2 separate regions of the Homo sapiens genome follow, and region 1 is linked to region 2. Evidence: read pairs that join two places in POLR2A ChIA-PET (ENCODE). Cell type or tissue: Caco-2. All regions are shown on one strand. Links, peaks and the distances in the headings refer to the core of each region. The heading gives the core; the rest is flanking DNA.

Region 1 (4,393 bases), core at 153-4,152, 170 kb before region 2:
TTTTCTTCTTGCCTAAGCCCACTTTGCTGTTTTGGAGGCAAGCAAAGTATTGTGGAATTAATGTCCCCATGAATAGTCCTCAACTCATGACTAAAAAGAGTTGGTGCTCCCTTGCCCCTCAGGTGGGATGACTTTGAGTGAGTGTTTTCCACACTGGCTGCCAGATCTTCCCCAGAGGGATTAACTCCCAGTCCCTCAGGGTGGTAGCTGGCTTGATGACACTCTCCTTAATGCTTACCTTCTCACTTTCCTGTTTCACTTCCCTACTCTCCTACCATTGTTCCATAAATTAACTGCTTGCACTTTGATCCTTGATTTAGCATCTTCTCCTGGGGAAGTCCCATCTAAGCCAATCACTCTCCAAAGAATACGGAAGTTGACCAGAATCCACAAGACAAGTAGCTGTTCTGTCTTCTATGGCGGAATTGTCAACAATTGTCCACAATTCCCCGATAGAAGAATTTCGAAGCACAATTCATATCCAGGCTTTAATATCTCCTCTTATATCCCTCCTTTCCCCCACCTTCTACCAACATGCAGCATCCCGTTGATAGGCTTTTCCCTCCCCAGTTATCAATAGCCCTTACCGCAAAGTTTTACTTTCCTGTTAATCTATTGTTAGAGATGTCCACTGTTTGTGGCACTGACTCCTGTTTAATTGGCTCTTACAAACAGTGTACTTATTCTTCCTCTGTGAGCGACAGATATAGCCTACCATATGTTTATTTCCACCGGGGTCACCCTGCCATCTGGACGATGGAAGCTTATGCCCAAGGGAGACGGAGCCATAAGCCAATTTACATTAAGACACAGATTCTAGACATACAGTCCAAGTTTGGACACAGAGCTGACTCCAGCTGACAATGCCACCAGACTCTGATTGATTTCACCCACAATACACAGAGGTTTCTGTGTCTCATAGTCAGCGGCAAAGACAGTATCTAGGTTGCTTGACTAATCTGGTTGTTTATTCCCTTGCTGTACTCACCTTTATTTGATTGAAGACACCAAGTTCAGGACAATAGTTAATTGAAGTATATTAAGATGCCATTCCCCCAACCCTCTTTAGTGCTCTCAGGTTTGGCCTGGAAGGGACCCAAAGACACTGTGCCTAGTGGTCAGCATTTTCTTTAGGGCTGTTCTTGGCATTTCCATAATCATTAATATTTTTTAAAGATTAAAGGGCTGGTTACAATCTTAAAAATAGCTTAGCACCAGTTTTTCACAATCTCTCTCACCACCCCTTGCCCCCAAAAACACAATAAAGTACGTGCAGTCTTGATTTTAGTAACCTTCTGTCTGTTGTCCAAAGCAAAATTTCTTCTGCTTTCTCTTATTTTTTTATGACATTGGGTATAGAATGAATTTGTCAGTATTTTCAGCAGTCATCTCTCTTCCCCACCCTGGAGCTTCACATGATATTATGGAAAATGTTTTTTTGGAGCCCAGAAGCAGGAAGGAGTGCCCTGCCCTATGTACAGCCACCATCTGCTGGCTGCACTTTAAGAATCCTTTCTGCTTTGGAGTCTTGTGGTGAGGAATGCCGGTATTCCTTGTGCCTTGGTACCGATAAGATACAGACTCTTACTAGCATCTCATTCTTACCGTCCCACAGACCTTGGCTGCAACACTCTTAGGTAAAGAAAGCCTGAGGCTGGCAGGCTGGAATTTGGGCAGATGAGCACAGAAGTGGTCAGGGTGAGGGGATCCAGGTGGTGTGCTGATAGCATTAGCAACTGTGATTTTGCAAGTGAAAGGAATTTATAGTGAGGATAAGATAGCAGAGGACACACACACAGAGCCAAAGCAGCTTTGTTGATAGGTTTTCATACACACACACACACACACACACACACACACACTTCATTTTTAAAAATTAGCTGGAAACTTTCACAAGCTTTTTCCAAATCTAATCTTAACAAGGACCCTCCAGGGAGTCTTCTGTAGCGTTAAATACATCCTTGGTATCCAGTATAGTACCTGATGTATAGTAAGTGCTCACTAAGTATTTATTTCTTTGTCTATTGATCTACCAATTTACCTATTTAAATGAGACATTAGGGCAATTCAGAAGCATCCAGCAGAAAAATTCCACTCTTCAAAAAAATCAAAAAGAAAATATTTCTTTATGAGAATTGGTATACTAAACAAAATATAGAGTTAATATCTTCCTTTTTCCCCCAAAGCTTGATTTTTTTTTTTTTTTTTTTTTTTTTTGAGGCGGTCTCACCGTATCACCAAGGCTGGAGTGCAGTGGTACGATCTCGGCTCACTGCAACCTCCACCTCCTGGGTTCAAGTGATTCTCCTGCCTCAGCCTCCTGAGTAGCTGGGACTACAGGTGTGTGCCACAATGCCCAGATGATTTTTGTATTTTTAGTAGAGATGAGGTTTCACCATGTTGCCCAGGCTGGTCTCAAACTCCTGACCTCAAGTGATCTGCCCACCTCAGCTTCCCAAAGTGCTGGGATTACAGACATGAGCCATCGTGCCCAGCCAAAGCTTGATTTTTTTAGAGAACTTGTCCTTCAAGCCTGAGGTTAATTTAAGTATATTAAGAAGGCTAAGAAAATACCACTATGTGTTATTTAAAAAATAGTCTAGAAAAAAGACACTTCAGTCCTCTGATGATTTTGTGTGACAATTGAATCAGTGGGCAAGAAAGCTGCACTTCTATAATAAGATGGGAATCTTGCTCTCACAACTCCATGATTATAAGAATCTGGGATTTCTTTGTCTACTCAGCTACTTGGAAAAGAGGAAATATCTATTTGTTTTTGCATCACCTGTGCCTGGCACAATTCTCATGCGTAGCAGGCACTCCATGGAAGTTTGTTGAATGAATGAATGAATGAATTGGTCAGTCATAGGAAATAACCATGTAACCTGTGTCAACAGGTTTTAAGGGCCAAAGCACTTACTTAGACAAAGTGGCTTTTTCATAGACAGTTCTCTCTGATTCTACAGTGGACTTAAAAACCAGCTAGAAGCCGGGCGCGGTGGCTTACGTCTGTAATCCCATCACTTTGGGAGGCCCAGGCAGGTGGATCACAAGGTCAGGAGTTCAAGACCAGCCTGGCCAATATGGTGAAACTCCATCTCTACCAAAAATATAAAAATTAGCAGTGCGTGGTGGCGTGCACCTGTAGTCCCAGCTACTCGGGAGGCTGAGGCAGAAGAATCGCTTGAACCCGGGAGGCGGAGGTTGCAGTCAGCCAAGATCATGCCACTGTACTCCAGCCTGGGCAACAGAGCGAGACTCCGTCTCAAAAACAAACAAACAAAGTAGAACTCTATGAGGAAAGCCTTTAGCCAATGACTGAGGGGTTAGGTGTGTGGATGCCTGAATTCCTGGCCTTAAGTTGGGCACACTCTAGGCCCAACACTCTAGGTCAATCTGGGCTGAACAAACTGACCTGCAAAGTTCCTTTCATGATCAGGTTGAAGCCACTCTCCAAGGAACTTTTCCTGAAATTGCACACTTTCCTGTATTCCTCTTCCCTATCACACTTCTCCCACTCCCATACCAGTTCCTCTTGGGAACACTCCCTTAATAAATTCATAACACATAGAAGGAAAACCAAGTTAAAAGGATGGATTCTGCTTTAGGAGATTATATGCAGCCTATACATTCCCTAGAAGCACCCTGCTCTAGGTCAGGGACCCTTCCCTGGTGAGGGAACACCTGTTCTTTCCAATTGCTGTCTTCTAAACCTCCTCCTTGAGTCCACTCAGTCTCTGTTTCCACTTATTCTCCCCAAAACTGCACCACTGGCTGCTTCCTACACACATGTTGTCACCCTTGAACTATAATTTCTCCTCCTGCCCAGTGACATTCTTTCCTCCCACTGTCAAACTTCTGTCACTCAGCTGGATGGATGTGGCCTCTCTGGATGGGCTGATTCTTAACCCCATTCTGTCTCTAGAGAAAGGTGGGAGAATCAAATTTACCTCTTAGGTGATACAGCAACCTGTGTGAGCAGATAGACAGACAAATATGGACGCCTGCTAAGGAAAGGCGGCCCCTGTTCTGTCAAATGCATGATATGGATTCAAAACAGGGAAAAGGTGCAAATGGAAAGGAAAACATATGAATGAAGAGGCTAATGTTTTGAAATGAGAAGGAGCGATGAGGCTATTTCAACTCATTTATTGAAAGAGGCGAGTCCACTTGGACAGATTCTAAGTTGTAAAACAGCTTTCTTAAGTCTGTCTCCATTTCCTTTCTGTGCAAGGAGCCTCTCCTTGTTAGTTTGCAGAAGGTCCATGGTAGCTTAAAAGCAGCACGGTGGATGCCATTTAGTCACCTGACCTTAGGTGATAATAATTTCCCAAGCACTACAGACCCCGATCGTCAGGAATACCATGGCCATACTAAACTGGTTTAGCTTATT
Region 2 (4,393 bases), core at 107-4,106:
ATGCTGCCCAGGCTGGTCTCAAACTGCGAGCTCAGGCAATCCACCTGCCTTGGCCTCCCAAAGTGCTAGGATTATGTAATGGCATGAGCCACAGTGCCCGGCCATTAGTTTTCAAAGTCCTTTGGGTGAGTCTAATAGACACTGAAAGGTTGAGCACCTTCAGGTATTGAGAACCACTGGTTAAACAGGTAACCAATCTGGTCTAGCCCCATTAGCCTGCTATTGGTTGCTGACCCATGGCCTTCATGGATACAAAATGGAACAGGGTGTTTCCTATAGCAATGAGCTAATTAATCTTTTCAAGCAGTTAAATACATTTAGTACTTCTCAGGAGTATACAGTCTTTCAAAAATTCATTAGTTATAAAGGCTTAGCCAAGGATTTACCTTGATTCTTAATTTTTCAAAAGCTGCGTTATTTTAAAAAATTACCTTCCAATAGCAAGCTAAAATGTCAACTTTTTTCAGTTGGGCTCTTGGTGCACTTTTGGGCACCATCCCAAAATAGGTGGGACGTAAAGACCCAAACCTCACTTCCAAAACTGTTTCTTCTAATTCCCTGGAAGATATTCCTATCAGAAACTATGACAATAAGGTTAAATAACAAGTTGAGTACTTATTACTGTTTAAATCAATACAGTTTTATGCACCACACTATAAAAGCAACAGCCTGAGTTACTTAGATATTTTAATTTGGGTAAAAAGAAGATTGAAATTATATTTATCAGGCTGAAATATAAAAAGTCTCCAGTCAACTTTTTCTGCATTGAAAAAACTTGTTCTTCATTATCTGTCATTTCTCCTTCAGTTTAAATTCTAAGATGAATTGACAAGAAGGCAGGTGGCTGTCAGTGATTCTATTTCAGCTCGTCAATATTTCCTCTGGATGAAGGACAACATACTGATTAGGTTTAACTTCATCTTCTTTTAACATTTCAACAGAAGGGGCTCTTCATGGAAGTCGCTGAATAACTCTCAAATTATAAATAATTTCATGAGATAAAAAGGGAGGCCCCAGACTTTTTTTTTCTGTGACTAATATGGTTTCTGCTCCTCCCTCCTTAAGACTTTTAATTAAATCAGAGACAAGCTGGAAACAATGTGTCAGCTTTTTAATGAGCTTTAATTGTCACCACAGAAAATTAAGCATAGGCTGAGAATCAGGATTCAAGATCAGCTGTAAACCCCAGACTGGTAACCAGTTCTGATCCCATGTTGATGTGAGAGCTTTGTCTTTGGGGTAGAGAGAGGGTTCAGAGAAAACCTGCTTGGAACACAGAAAGCTAAGTTGCTACAGACAGGATTCTACCCATTCAGACTACTATCAGTCATTTCCTACACTCTTAGAGTTTGGCCAAGGGATGCAAGATGAGGATTACCGCCTGCAATGCTTGCCCCACTAAGAGGCCCAGACTCTTCTCAGGTCCTGGCAGATGGCATCAAGATAGTTGTTAGGTCCACAACTACGCCAATTGTCAGGTCCAGGGTCAGGTTCGGGCCCGTACTGAGGTCCGAGGGGAGTGGGTGGATAGGCGAATAGCTGAAAGAACACTCGGGGGGCTCTAAGCAGGTGAAATGTAGTTTTATTCAACAGCTCTCTCACCGGCAGCTCTATTACACTGTCCGCCTTTATCTCGGCGGTCTGCTGCGGCTCCGCAGCTCCTCTCAGCAGCCGGCTCTGCGGCTTGGCTGCTCCCACACACAGCTGCACGGCCGGCTCTCCCTTGTCTTCAAGGTCAACAGCTTAACTCTTTCCCTCTGGCCACCAGCGCCAGCCATGTCGAGCTGTGCCATGCCCTGGCTCCCCTCTGTCCATCTGCAAGACAGACAGCTCTGGTTCTCTTTCTCTGGGCGCCAGTGCACCCCCAAGCCATGTCAAGCTGAGCCCAGGAGTGCCTGTACAGTGTCAGCAGGGCAGTTATACCTTTTACAGACCATAGTAAGTAAATTCCGAGCCAAGAATGAGCTTACGTAAACAGGTTATATAACAAGTGGAGGTGTGCACCTGCGCAACAATCCCACTGACTCAAGCAGGCCTGGATGTCAGCCTCAGCCTAATTCTTGACCAATGTACACCCATATACCTTACAATAGTGATGTCAACTTGTAGTCTTTTCCAAGGCATTTTTCTTTAGGCATCTTCCAAAACTATACAGAAGAAACAGAAAACTGACCTGAAGAAAGACACGTGCCGAAGAGGGGTCAGGATATATAATAAACTGAAGGTGACCAGTGTGGGCTTCTCCTGCTTCCAAAGCCAGAAGGTTCTTGCAGATGTATTTAATCAACCTATCTTTTTCCTGAATTACATTCTAGCAGTTTGAAAAAAAATAATGAGAGGAGAAATCGCTGTGGAACTCAGTGTCTTTGTTATCTATTTCACAACAATGCTCAAAGGTCTCCACTGGAAAATCTTGAATAGATGTAATAGGCAGGCATGCTTTTAAAATGATTGGAAAGTGCGGGGGCCATAATGCTATTGTAGAACCACATTATTTTACAATGCACTTTAAATGGTTCCCAAATCCTTTTATTTAAAACCCCAAGATAGGAGGACTAGTTTTTCTCAAAGAAACCACGACTATTTCCTTCTCAGAGAATAAGCTGTTAGAGCTGGTAAGACATTAGCAAATAGCCCATCTGAGCTACAAAGAGCAAATAGCCCATCTGAGCTACAAAGAAAAATAATGGTTTTGTTTTGTTAACCTGGAGAAGCGACATACCTTTAAGGCTTTTTTAATGGATTGCCACAGGATAATTGCTACTGCTGTTAAGCAGAATGTTCTATTTGGATATTAGCTCATTTATGGGGCAGAGTTAGGAAGAGTTTTTGCCCAGGTGACTTGTAACAAAATGAAATAAGCAGATGTTACGTATCTTGAAATTACCACCAGGTTTTTATGCGTTGTTAGGTGCTGAGATGCTCTGAAAATTTTGTCTAAAATTGCAGCGTAGTTGTGAACAGAGCAGTCGTATCACTATGCTCGGGCAGATTGTGCCAAACACTGAGACGTTTTCAAAACCATTTAGTCATCTCCCCAAATATAAAAAAGAAAGGGAAGAAAGAATCCCTCTGGAAGTGAGCTGCTCAAAGATGGGTCACTGGGGCAATCTCGTCCCCTCTAAAGTCTTCCCCTCACCTGCCCCTATACCTGCCCTGCCCACACAGGAAACCACAGGGCCATAAGGATGAGTGATAGGTAGGAATGATTTCAATCCTTGTCTGCAGTTGTAACCCCCCTGATTTAGTTTGAGTCCTCCAAGAAGCAGATGTCAAGGCAGGATTCAGTGAGCAATAGATTTATAGGGAGAAACTCTAGTGAAGTAATGAAGCGGGGAGAGCCAGAGAAGGTAGGGAGCACTTCCAGATCACAACCCAGGCCAGACCCCAGTGAAGGAAAGCAAAGTAAACCAAAGCAAACATTTCTCTAAACTGGGTGTGGTGGTTCACGCCTGTAATCCCAGCACTTTGTGGGGCTGAGGCAGTGGATCGCTTGAGCCCAGGAGTTCGAGACGAGCCTGGGCAACATAGGGAAACCACCATCTCTACCAAAAAAAAAAAAAAAAAACCACACACACACACACACACACACACAAAAATTAGCTGGGTGTGGTGACTACCATAGCCCCAGCTAATAGGGAGGCTGAGGTGGGAGGATTGCTTGAGCTGGGGAGATTGAGGCTGCAGTGAACCACTATCGCACTGCTGCACTCCAGCCTGGGTAACAAAGTGAGACCCTGTCTCAAAAAAAAAAAAAAAAAAAAAAAAAACAAGAAAACATTTTCTCTAAACCCTGATGTTTCCCATTTGGTAGTGGGTAGTGGGGATCCTTTGCTGGGCACAAGCTCCTCCTCTCCTTTACCTGTCTTACTTTGCTTTTCTTGTAGGTTCTACCCAGTAACCATAGTTCACAGAGACTAATGCTATGCCCATTGTAGACTCTGATATCTTTCTAGGCCCCCCTGTGAGTTAGAGTTTGTGTATGTAGGCTAAGCCTGGAGAGAGGAAGATGGACAGGTGGTCTCCTCTCTCTGTCTCCCCTTCTTTCTGCTCCTCGTGGAGGGCTAATGCCTGGCCCCTGGTGTCCAGGTGCAATTCCAGCAGCCCCTTCCAAGACAGCTCCTCTCCCCTCTGGTTCTGAGACAGCATGTACCAGCATCCTTAGAGACAAAGGGAGGAGTCATGCCTATCCCTTGTTCTCAGAGGTAGGAAGACATCTGCTAATGACAGCTCACCACCCAGCCTTCTGTAACTCACTGAATGTTATATGACCAACCACAAGCAGTGCCCACCCAGGGACCTTGGGACTCCAGGGTTCTCTGCCTTTGGTCCTGGTTCTTGGAAAGCAGGAGAACCTGTGAGTGCCATTCCAGAGGTTATGCCAGCAGTCACT

Evidence for each region. ChIA-PET counts read pairs that join two places held together with the same protein. Peaks named below come from ENCODE experiments on the same cell type or tissue, not always from the same donor. Only the 100,000 strongest peaks of a DNase experiment are listed, where the experiment ranks them.
Region 1: POLR2A ChIA-PET joins it to region 2 with 9 read pairs; 3 of 35 experiments call an interaction of 5 or more read pairs at or near these places.

The regions. Positions count from the first base shown.
Region 1 is chr5:74,441,011-74,445,403 of GRCh38, forward strand. The region is part of intron 2 of LINC01331 (long intergenic non-protein coding RNA 1331); the gene reads right to left. Among named protein-coding and RNA genes, the nearest start is that of LINC01331, 94 kb to the right of the region's middle. In Caco-2, for the core only: no CTCF peak of the experiment used is centred there; a DNase peak (open chromatin) is centred at 1,681.
Region 2 is chr5:74,614,989-74,619,381 of GRCh38, forward strand. No RefSeq gene overlaps it. Among named protein-coding and RNA genes, the nearest start is that of ENC1, 24 kb to the right of the region's middle. In Caco-2, for the core only: no CTCF peak of the experiment used is centred there; no DNase peak of the experiment used is centred there.